Linked DNA regions of Homo sapiens: region 2 is linked to region 1. The links are chromatin contacts, found by Hi-C or POLR2A ChIA-PET in ENCODE. All regions are on one chromosome and are shown on one strand. The core of a region is the stretch at or near the end of the contact, and the rest is flanking DNA. Distances in the headings are between cores, read along the strand shown.

The links. A loop is a pair of places that touch in the nucleus more often than their neighbours do. ChIA-PET counts read pairs that join two places held with the same protein, here RNA polymerase II (POLR2A). Pooled maps may share reads with other maps.
Region 2: a pooled map shows a loop between it and region 1 (5-fold over the local background). The contact joins the enhancer-like site here to the promoter of RCOR2 in region 1. A Hi-C loop is called at or near these places in 1 of 168 maps with a recorded cell type or tissue (right cardiac atrium) and 5 of 50 pooled maps. POLR2A ChIA-PET finds 5 or more read pairs at or near these places in 4 of 52 experiments (H1 and WTC11).

The regions. Positions count from the first base shown.
Region 1 is chr11:63,914,285-63,919,852 of GRCh38, reverse strand. It overlaps RCOR2 (REST corepressor 2), which reads left to right and starts at 2,689. Exons shown (of 12, transcript NM_173587.4): 1 at 2,689-3,523; 2 at 4,242-4,298; 3 at 4,595-4,675; 4 at 4,899-4,951; 5 at 5,037-5,198; 6 at 5,312-5,436; 7 at 5,523-5,568. The coding sequence starts at 3,397. RefSeq lists silencers at 1,811-1,860, 2,538-2,597, 2,738-2,857 and enhancers at 2,949-3,612, 4,234-5,186.
Region 2 is chr11:63,997,980-64,003,547 of GRCh38, reverse strand. It overlaps MACROD1 (mono-ADP ribosylhydrolase 1), which reads left to right. Exons shown (of 11, transcript NM_014067.4): 5 at 3,205-3,321; 6 at 3,785-3,906; 7 at 3,988-4,018; 8 at 4,144-4,217; 9 at 4,512-4,593; 10 at 4,676-4,710; 11 at 4,861-4,990. The coding sequence ends at 4,680. OTUB1 (OTU deubiquitinase, ubiquitin aldehyde binding 1) reads right to left here. Exons shown (of 7, transcript NM_017670.3): 7 at 5,136-5,568. Among named protein-coding and RNA genes, the nearest start is that of OTUB1, 14 kb to the right of the region's middle. RefSeq lists enhancers at 2,478-2,985, 2,998-3,933, 4,271-4,360, 3,934-4,871 and silencers at 2,671-3,250, 3,901-4,140. Within about 2 kb of position 2,568, at least 5 of the 41 ENCODE cell types and tissues checked have a DNase peak (open chromatin) inside an H3K27ac peak, as active enhancers do.

The DNA.
Region 1 (5,568 bases), core at 1,440-3,939:
GCCTGCGTCCTGGCCTGCAGCCCTCGAAAAGAAGGCGCTGTCGCTTCCAGTGGAAGGGTGAGCCCGAGCTCATCGGCGAAAATGGCGGGGAGGGCATTCCCGGGAGCCCTCCGGCTCGCGCCAAGCTCGGAGGTAGCTCGGGTAGGTGAGGGCCCCGGGTTCTCGGCCGCGCTGCCCAGCTTCCTTGGCCCCTTCCGCTGCCTCAGGCTGCAGGAGAGGAGGGGCTGGTCCCCGGGCTGCCTCTCCTTCCCTCCCCTCCCACACCCCCATGTTCCTGGCCACGTGGCACCTCTGTGCCCCAGGCCTGGGGGAGGACGATTTCTGACCTGGGGACAAGTGGAGCCAGGGAAAGGTGGGTGGGATCTGGGATAACCGCGGAGCCCGGATCCGGTGGCGCAGCCCCGCCCCGCAGCCCCGGGGCGGCAGGGAGGGGGTGCTGTCTCTTTAAGAGCCTTCATGCTGCTGGGAGCAGATGGCCAGGCCGGCCGGGGCCCCTTGTCCTTTGTGTGGCTTCGCACAAAAGAGGGGGCCAGCTGGGGAGGGGGCGGCTGTAGCAGGTGGGAGGGGTGGGGCCTTGCCCCTCCCCCTTCTAACCCTGCACCCTTGCCCCTCCATGAGGGGGTTCTTCACTAGGAATGCGCCTTCCCTCTGGACCCCGTGGCCCCCACAGTCGCCCCCAAACTCCTAGGACACACTTCCTGTGTCGTGGCCCACCTCCTAGGCAGAAGCCTCATTGCATCAGGGCCTAGGGACTCTCCCAACCCCCGCCCCAAGGAATAAACCTCCCCTCCCTGTCCCCACCTCCAGAGCAGAGTCTTCCTTTGGCCCAGAGTGCCTGGCTCTAGATAGAAATGAAGAGAATGAGGTTCTTAGGAGGCGGGGAAGAGGGATGCTGGGCCGGAGGGAATCCAGTGGCTGGGGATCCCTGCTAGAGAGACTGGGGGTACCTGGGGCAGCCCTGGAGTAGGGAGGCAAGAAATAAGCAGGATGCTGAGCCTGGGGGTGCAGGTTTGAGTCTGGGAAGGAGGCAAGGGGGATGGGGGACTCAACTGAGGCCCTGCCTAATAGGGGGCGGGGGCAAGATGGAAGACAGCACCGTAGGAGAGGCTGGTGTGCAGCAATGGTTGCCTGCCAGGCAGGAGGGGACAGAAATGAGAGTCTCTCCAAAGGGTGGAGGTGCTGGGGACAGGGATGGCGCCCTGCCACTTAGGAGGGGTCGGCCTGGGAAGACTCTCAGTCTTGAATCAGACCTCCTTAGCTCAGACCAGCCCCTGGTCCATTCATTCTCCTTTGTCCAGACCTCCCCACCCTGGGGCTTGGTGCCCAATCCATGATTTAAGAGGAGGATAAAGGCCCCGTAGCCCTGGCCCGAGGTGTGGCGGGCAACGTGGCCGCTGGCTGGGTGGCCCCATGTGGCTCGACGGCGCAGCAGCCGGGTGGGGTCGAGCCTGGCTTTCCCTGGCTGTCCGCAGGAGTCCCCGGGAACAAGCGGCCCCAGCCGGGTCGTGGCCCGACCGCAACACCCCGGCCACTCGGCCGCAGGCAGCGGGTGGGGGCAGGGATCCCTGGCTGGGCCCTAGGCTGCTTCTAAATTTAGGAATCTGATTACAGAGTGGACCAGGAAGGGAAGGGAGAGGAGGGCGCGAGTGCGGGCTCGGCTCAGTCTGGGCACAGCGGGGTGTGCCTGGGTGGAGGTGTGTCCAGGAGACTGGGGCTCCGGGTGGGAGGGGCGGCGGGCGGGGGCTTCAGCTTGTGTGCGCTGCAGCACGTGCCCCGGGCGGCGGGGACGGGCACGGGCGCAGCTCGCAGGCTCGGAGCCGCCGCCGGTGTGTGCGCTGGCTCTTTGTGTGCCTGGCAGGGTGGCTGGGTCTGGCTTTGAAAGTCTCTGCCCACCCCCTCCCCCATCTCCGTCTGTGCCGCTCTACCCGCTTCCCTGTCTGTCACTCTGCCCGTGCTTGTCCGGGGGGAGGGGGATGCTGCTTCCAGCTGGGGTGACAGTGAACCCAGTGGGGAGGAGACCCAGCTCCTCTCTCCCCTGCAGCCCAGACCTTCCCCTACACCTCCCACTCCCCATCCCTCAGCCCTTGCTACCACTGTTTAGGGGTGCATACTGCAGCAGTTAAAGGGAATTGGGGCGACCCTTGGGGACCCACAGATCCACCAGAAGCCAGCCTCTGGCTGGGTAGCTCTTGGAGGAATTCATTCCTTGCCTGTCCAGCCTCCCATCCGTTCTGGCCCCCAAGGGCGCATAAGGGGGGTCCCCCCTGCGGAAGGGGGGGCGGGGAGTTCCTTGGCAGGAAGGGAAATGGAAGGAAAAGCTGGGCTCCACCCGGGCGGGCGGGCAGGCGGCCCCAGGGCCCCCGGGGCAGGCGGCAGTAACCCGAGCCCACTGGTGTGTGGTGTTGGTGTGCGCGTGGGTGGGGCTGACCCCTGGCTACTCCTGGGGGGCAGTGGGGTCTCCCCCAGGGGCAAGTCTGGGAGCCCAGGGACGCGAGGGGAGCCCCCGCAGCGGGACGCGCGCCCCACCAGGGTCCTGATCCCACCCCCTGGAGGTCTGGCCCCGGCCCCCTGGCCCCGCCCCCCGGGCCCTCCCTCCCACCCCAGGGCCAGATGTTCAGCTGGCGGAGGCATCGGCTGGGGGAGGGGTGCTGAGGCCGCAGCCGGCACTACTTCCCTGCCAGCAGCTTCATTGTGTGCGCGAGGAGCGAGCGGCGGCGGAGAGCGGGCGAGCAAGCGGCATCCCGAGCGCGGCGGGGAGAGCGAGCGCGCCGGGGAGGGTGCGAGGCGGCACCCGCGGCTGCGCTCCGCCCGCCTCCCGGCAACTCTGCCCAGCGCCGCGCGCCGTGCGCGCCGTCCCGCCGCCGTCGCCGCCGCCGCCGCCGCCGGTGCCCCGGCCGGCTGCCGTCGCGGGCAGGGGTCTGCTTAGGACACGGGTCCCCGCCCGGGGACTGGGGCATCCCCGGCGCAGCTGAGAGGCGCAGAGCCCGGGGGGCGCAGATTGCGCTCCAGCGCCCAGCCGCTGAACGGCGTGGGCAGGTGGGCGGTGGGGTTCCAGGGCGCCCCGAGGACAGGGGGCCCCGACTTCAGGGGAACCCCAACCCTGAGGGGCGTACATAGTAATCACGCCCCAGCCGCACCGGACCTTGCGCTCATCCCTTGCGTCCCCCACTTCTGCACAAACTTTTCTGACGCCCTGGCTCGTGGGGGTCGTGGAGAGCGCTGGGGCTACCAGGTGGGCTCCCACCCCGCCGGACCCTAGCCACGCTGACCTCCTGCCTCTCCTAACCTCAGTGGCGACCTCTCCAGGCCGGGCCGGGCTCGGCACTCGGAGCGAGTGCGGCAACCACTGTCGCTCTCCGAAGGCTCCTGCGCCCCCCGGGGCAGCTGGGCGGGGTAATGCCCTCAGTGATGGAGAAGCCGAGCGCGGGCTCTGGGATCCTGTCCCGTAGCCGGGCCAAGACGGTGCCCAACGGCGGACAGCCCCACTCGGAGGATGACAGCAGCGAGGAGGAGCACTCGCACGGTGAGCCCGGTGGCCTAGGGTTAAAGGCGCGCCGGCCTGGGGGGAGCGGAGTGGGGCGGGAGGGGGAAGAGTTGCAGACCACGAGCCTGTTACACTGATGGCTCCTGCCTCTCCTGGATTGGAGCCTCTGCGTTGCTTCTCCCACAAACCCAGGCTGCCGGCACAGCCAATCTGGAACCTGGGCCCCTAGCTGCTGTGGAGGCGTCCTGCCGGCCCCTGCCCTGCCCTCACCCCCTCAGGGACCGAGGCATCCCTCCCTTGCATAGAGTGGGTCCCTCATACCTTGCCACCTTGCAGGGGACTGAGGTCTGGCTGGAGCAGGGACTGGAGAGACACCTCCACACAGAGCTGTGAGGCTCCTGTGGTGGGAAGGAGCCTTGGGTTCCTTGCAGGGCTGTGGTCCAGGTCTAGGGGCTGCCCTCCAACCCCGCTCCCCTCCCCCGGAACAAAGCACCCTGCTTGGCCTGGGCTCTAAAACTGTCCCCTTGTCCACCCTCCAGCCCCAATGGCCATGGCTGGACAGGGTCTTTTCCTCTTCCAGTCCCTTCTGTGGCTGCAGGTAACTGGGGTACAATGAGGGAAAAGTGAGCCTCCTGGAAGGTGGGGGCCCTGGGTGGTCAGGAAGGAGAACTCCAGGCCGGCCACCTCCCCCGCCCGCCACATCCTCCCTCCCGCCCGCCCTCCCTGGAGTCCTGACTGCCTCCCCCTGGCTCCACAGACAGCATGATCCGCGTTGGAACCAATTACCAGGCCGTAATTCCGGAGTGCAAGCCTGGTGAGCCGCAGGACAGGCTGTGAAGTGGGGTGGGGGTGGAGGCCCGGGGCTTGGCCTGCAGCCCCACCTGGGGCGCCCTTGATTGGCTCCCCTGGAAGGGCAGGCTGGCAGGGGTGGGTGGCCCCCCAGCATGGTTTGCTTTCCTGCCCTGCCTTCCTGTCTGGGTCTCTGCCCCTCCTTCCCTTCTGGGCCTCAACCTCCCTGGCTCCACTCCTCTGCTGCCCTCTGGCCATGGGTCTAGGCTTGTGCCACCAGGCTGATCTGAGTGTCTTCCCTCCTGCTCCTCGGCCTTTCAGAGAGCCCCGCACGCTACAGCAACAAGGAGCTGAAGGGGATGCTGGTGTGGTCACCCAACCACTGTGTGTCAGATGCCAAGCGTGAGTGGGGCACAGCCCTGGGAGGTGGGGGCTTGGGTTCATCCCAGCTCCAAGCTAGCTCTTCTCAGAAGGGGGCTGGAAGCTGAGGTGTTCGTGGGTCCAACCCTTGCCCTGGGGCTCGTGTTCAGGGACCTGGCCGTTGTGGGGTGGTCCCTTTCTGGACAGGCCTGGGTTAGGAGCTATAACCCCCTTCACCAAGACCCTGCCCCTGCTGCCCCTGCAGTTGACAAGTACATTGCGATGGCCAAGGAGAAGCATGGCTACAACATTGAGCAGGTGAGCCTTGGCCCCCAGGGACTTGGGAATGGGGTGGAACGGTGCCGGGGCAGCTCAGGCTCAGCTGCCCCTTGCCCCGGGCCAGGCGCTGGGCATGCTTCTGTGGCATAAGCACGATGTGGAGAAGTCGCTGGCCGACCTGGCCAACTTCACCCCATTCCCTGACGAGTGGACAGTAGAGGACAAGGTGCTGTTTGAACAGGCCTTTGGCTTCCATGGCAAATGCTTCCAGCGGATCCAGCAGATGGTAAAGCCCTTCCACCCCCACTCCCCGGCGCTCCTCTGCCCCTCCTTTCTGAAGAGCTTACCTGGGGCCCAGAGTCTTGAGTGGTCCCCAGCTTCTGGCGTTGCCTCCTCCAGCTGCCTGACAAGTTGATTCCCAGCCTGGTGAAATACTACTACTCTTGGAAGAAGACCCGCAGCCGAACTAGTGTGATGGACAGACAGGCCCGGCGGCTGGGGGGCCGCAAGGACAAAGAAGACAGGTGGGGGCAGGAGCAAGCACTGGGCATGGGGGTAGGTAGAGCTCCTGGCAGCTGCCTCATTCCCTCCCTGGCCCCTGTGTCAGCAGTGATGAGCTCGAAGAGGGTCGAGGAGGCGTGAGTGAGGGAGAGCCC
Region 2 (5,568 bases), core at 1,319-3,818, 84 kb before region 1:
TAGGCAGGGCAACATAGCAAGACCCTGTCTCAAAAAAACACAGGCTCACATCTGTAATCCCAGCACTTTGGGAGGCTGAGACGGGTGGATCACTTGAGGTCAGGAGTTCAAGACCAGCCTGGGCAACATGGTGAAACCCCATCTCTACTAAAAATACAAAAAATCAGCTGGGCATAGTGGTGCGCCCCTGTAAGCTCAGCTACTCGGGAGGCTGAGGCATAAGAATCACTTGAACCCAGGAGGCAGAGGTTGCAGTGAGCCAAGATTGCACCACTGCACTCCAGCCTGGATGATATAGTGAGACAGAGGGCTGATATGAAGGAGCCATATCAGGGGGAGTTTAACGGTAGAGGAGGGTGGAGGGAAGAAGGGGCTGCAGGGAGGAGGCAGAGGGGCCTTAGGGGCCATCTTCTGGCCACAGGTGGAGGAAGGCTTCATCTTTGACCTGATGGAGAAACATCTCAGGGGGGTCCCGCCACCCAAGTGGGCTCTGCCTCCCCAGGAAAGACCCCAGGTTTTCTGCTGACTTGGGGTGAGGGTTGAGCTGGAGCCTGGAGGTTTGTTTTGGTGGCTGAGGGCCCTGGAGAGGAGACTAAGGGTTGGTCAGCTCCTGTGAACTGGGAATACCCCACCTCCACCAGGTAGCCCCAGGGATCAGGGCTGCTGGTCTTTTCCAGCTGCCTTGGGGTGGGGTGGGAAGAGGGAAGAGGGAAGGAAGGGCATCTCCCCTGAATGGGACCCCAGGAAGCTTGAGTCTCTAGGACCTAGCTTAGCCCCAGGTAAGAGCCAGGACAGGGCCTGGAGGGCAGAGCTAAGGGGACTCTGGGAGTGTGTGTGGGAGGGGTCCTTTGGGCCTATGGCTAAGGAGAGCAGGGTGGGGGGGTTCCCCTCTGCACTCTCAGGGGAGAGAGCGAGAAGGCTGGTGTGTGGACAGGGAGGGACACGCAGGCAAGAGGGGCCAGGCTGCACTCTAGCTTGTTGGGGTAGCAGTGGGCTGACAGTGACCTGTCCCTCATCTCTGCTTTAGGGGAGCCCCTCCCTGGGGCCCCTGCAGAGCCATCACCTGGCCCAGGCCCTGTTCTGGAACTGCTGGGGGTGAGGAGGGGGCATCTGGCCTGAGCCCTCTGCCAGCATTGATTCCAGCTCCCTCCACCTCCCTTGCGCCCCCAGGTCAGCCCCAAAGGCCTGGCTGCAGGCCAGTCCACTTCCGCAGGAAACATTAAATTCCTGAAACACTGAGCTCCACTTCCCCGCACGGGCCCCCACAGCTGGCCGAGGTCGCCTGCAGGGCGGTGAGCCCCCAGAGACTTCGAGCAGCCGGTGCCAGGTGCTCGACCCGGGAGGCTCCTAGGAGAGCCAGCTCAGACAGATCCCTGGGCTCACCCCCACACACTGTGAACACCCTGTGTGCACCCACCTCCCATCACACTGATGTACACATACCCGAACATGCCCACACTGTCACACTGTTGTTAATAACAGGATACACTCATGACCTCCATTCTTGCCAAGCACTGCCTTAAGCACATTACAAAGTTAGTTTAACTCAATCCTTCCAACAGCCCAATGAGCTCTGAGGTGGGTGCTATTATCCCATTTTCCAGATGGAGCAACTGAGACCCAGAGAGGTTAAATGATATGTGAGGGGTCACACATCTGTGGCTGGCAGAGCCAGGATGTGAACTCACGTTGCCCAGCTCCACAGCCCAGCCACGGCACCCCATTCGGAACACTCACTTCCCAGCACTGGGAGCTCCAGCCTGGACGCCCGCTCTGGGCCCTGCCTTCTTGCTCCATCTCAGCCTCGCCCTGGGCTACAGCTGCCTTTCTCCCTGCAGAGGAGAGGAGCAGGTGGAAGGGATCCAGGCCTGAGCCGTTCTCAGCGTTCCCCTAACCTCTCTGCCCACCCATCCCTGGGACGCTCTGGGAAATTGCCTGGTGCCAGCTCTGAGTAAAGTTGCAGAATGAGGTTTAATTGTGCCCCCAGGGCACGAGATCAAACAGCAAAAGAAAGGGGTGTGAGCTACCTGGCATCCCTGGAACTGTGCCGAGACTGAGGTGATGAAGGAGAAGGTGGCCTTGGTTTGTCCATCTGTAAAATGGGGAATGATGGTCCTCTCTTGATGCCCGCCTGTGAGCACCAGGCAGCTGGTGCCTGAGGAGCTCCTGGCGTGGGCGATCAGAGCTGCCAAAGATGGGCCCTGTCCTCCCGGCCAGCACGCGGCGTTTTCCTCTGTGGGAGGGTCGCTGTCCCGGTATTCCAGATAAGAGGGTGGACGCCAGAGAGGGGAAGGGGCAGGATCTCACAGCCGATGAGGGGTGAGCCCGGGCTGGACCCAGGCCTGCCTGAGGCCGCGCCTCTCCTGCGCGGTGCCCTGGCGAGGTTGGGCTGCTGGAGCGTTTCCTCCATGCCTCCCGCTGCGCCCCGGTTGTTTATCTGCGCCCGGGTCCCCAGGGTCGCTCGCGAGGCCCTGCAGCCGCCCTCGGATAAACAAGCCCATGCGGGGCCGTAATTAAGCTGGATGCGCTAACGAGGCGGTTCATTAACCAGCTGGGGTTTGCGCGCCAGGAGACTCGGGCCCGGGCGTCGGGCTCACCTCCCCGCGCGGCTGGAAGACCCAGACTCCAGCTACAGATCTGATCACCCTGTAACAAGGTGGCCTCGGTTTCCTCATCCGCAAAATGGGTCCTAGGGTTTGCCGCCGCCCCGTGATGGGGCGCCGCCTGGGGAGGTGGGCCTTGGGATCGCACCGACGCTGAGGCCCGGGCGGAGGCAGCGACTGGTCGCGGGCCCTGCAGCGCGCCCGGGACAGGGCTAGGGAGGGGCGTCGGGGAGGAAGCTTCCCCGTCACCCCGGCTCGGGCGGCGGTTCCTGTCCCGGCGGCCCCCGCCTCCCGGAGCCGCCCTGCCTGGGCCCTGGCGGCGCGGCCTGGAAGGGACAGGGTGGGCCGGGTGCGCCCCCTGCCGGCCTCCTTGCGCGACTTCCCGCCAGGCCCAGGGCCGTCCCGCTCTGCGCCTCGGTTTCCCCAGATGTGAAACATTCCGGGCGGGGGTGGGGGCAGCGGCCGCGGCCGGAGGCCACGGGGTTGGGGCGCGGCTCCGCATGGGTCCTCGCATCGCCGAGGGGCTTCTCGGGACTGAGGGTGCTCACCCCGGGGCCGCAGCCTTGCCAGGCCAGCTCAGTCGCGCCCGCCCTTCCCGCAGTGGACGGCTGCATTCATCGGGCCGCCGGCCCCCTGCTTACCGACGAGTGCCGGACCCTGCAGAGCTGTAAGACTGGCAAGGCCAAGATCACCGGCGGCTATCGGCTCCCGGCCAAGTGTGAGTCCCCGACGCGCCCCCAGCTGTGGGGCGCAGACAGGGCGCCCGTGTGTCACTGGGACATCAGGGGTGCGGCCCCCACAGGAGTGCTGGGGAACTCCTCAGGGGGCCCTTCTTAACCTTAAGGGCCAAGACCCGGCCCCCACCCCGCACACCCCAGGAAGCACATGGGGGAGACCGTGCGTGGAGGCTGAGGATGGAGCTGGGGGGCAACGCCTTCGCGCCCACACTCGCGCTCGGGTCTCAGCCGGGCCCATACAGATGTGGGGAGGGGGCGCGGGGCTCTGTGCGCGTGCGGATTCGGGCTCGAGGGGGCCCACAGGGGTGGGGGCCTTCGCGGAGGAGGCTCAGCGCTTGGGGGGAAAGGTGTTTCCTGCCCCCTTCTGCCCAGGCCGGCAGGGGGAAGCGAGGGAGCTGAGGACCGCGTAGACCCCCGCCGGTCTGACCCCGTCGCCCCCCGTAGACGTCATCCACACAGTGGGGCCCATCGCCTACGGGGAGCCCAGCGCCAGTCAGGCTGCCGAGCTCCGCAGCTGCTACCTGAGCAGTCTGGACCTGCTGCTGGAGCACCGGCTCCGCTCGGTGGTGAGGGACGGCCCGCGGGGGAGGGCGGGAGGCGGGGCGCAGTGACAATGTTCCAACCCCCTCTCACCCCTCCCCGCCCAGGCGTTCCCCTGCATCTCCACCGGCGTGTTTGGTGAGTCTGGAAGAAAGGCAAGGACCAGGAGTGGGCGGTGGACCCAGACGCCGGGAGGGGCCGGGGCGGACAGGGGAGTGGGCGGGGCCAGAGCCTAGGACTCACTCCCGCCCCACCCGCCTCAGGCTACCCCTGTGAGGCGGCCGCCGAGATCGTGCTGGCCACGCTGCGAGAGTGGCTGGAGCAGCACAAGGACAAGGTGAGTCCTGGGCCCGGGCGAGGGTGGGGTCCGCATCCCGGCCAGAGTGACCAGCCCCCATCATCGCCCAGGGAGTCAGGGTGCAGAGCGCAGGGCCAGGCCCGCCCCTTCCTTCCCTGTTTCTCCTGCGCAAGGGCGCCTGGCGGTGGCGAGATGGGGGTGATGGCACACAGCCGTGAGCCTCCGTGAAGGGCGCAGGGCCAGGCAGGTGAAAGCCTGCACCAGGGCAGGCAGTCACAGGATCCTGGGGCCAGGCGTGGCAGCTCGGCCCAGGCTGAGCAGCCCCTGGCGCAGGTGGACCGGCTGATCATCTGCGTGTTCCTCGAGAAGGACGAGGACATCTACCGGAGCCGGCTCCCCCACTACTTCCCCGTGGGTACGTGCCCCGCGCCGCCCCACGGCCCGCCCCTGCCCCGGTCCACCCTGGGGGCGGGCTCTCACTGTCCTCTGCCTTCCAGCCTGAGGCTCCCGCAGCCCACCCTGACCGGGACTGGTAAGCAGGGCCTCGCCCCGTGCGGCGGCCCCGGCCCTAGACTAACCCGCCCACTAACCCCCGCTCACCCCCAAGCAGGGCGGGAAACCACGGGGCAGCCTGGGAGGTCGGGGACGCCCATAGACACCTCTGACTCTGCTCTGCCCTCAGACCCGCCTTCGGGACCCCGCTCCCAGCTCTGAGAGGTCGCCAAAGCCTGCAGCCTGGCCTGGGCCTGGCCACCCCTTCTTTCCCTCCGCGCCCCGCCCCCGAGGAGCCTAATAAAGATCTCGTTGTGGCAGCTCCTACTGTCTGAGCTCTGACTGGGGGGAAGGAAGGCGGCCCAGGTGTTGGATGGAGCCCCTGGCCAGATGCTTTCACTGAAAGGGGCTGGCAAGAGCTCTCGGTGAGCCAGGCGGGCAGAGGCACAGGCGGACGGCAGAGGCGGCAGCAGCAGTTCACATTTATTGAGGGCCTGCCCCCAAGGAGCTCACAGCCTGGGGGCTGAGACCCCGAATGTGCAGGGGGCGGGGAAGAAAAGAGGTGAAGGCAAAAAGGCAGGCAATGCAGAGACACCGTGGCCCAAGCAGAGGGGGTGCAAGGCAGGCACAGGCAGGGGGCCTGGGGCGGATGGGGAGGTGGAGAACCGGCAGCCCTGCCTAGACCTGAGGACTGTAGACCCCACACGTTTGAAGGCTGCCCTCCCCCACCAGGATGGCACTGCCCGGGCACCCTGTGGGAGGCCCAGCTCCTCCACCTGCCCTGAGCCGGGTCCAGCCTCACAAAGGCCCCTCCACCCAGGACTCCCAACCATGCAGACTCCCGGTGGAGGGCAGGAAGCTGGGGTCTGGGGCCCAGCCGGGACGTGGAGGTGGGGCC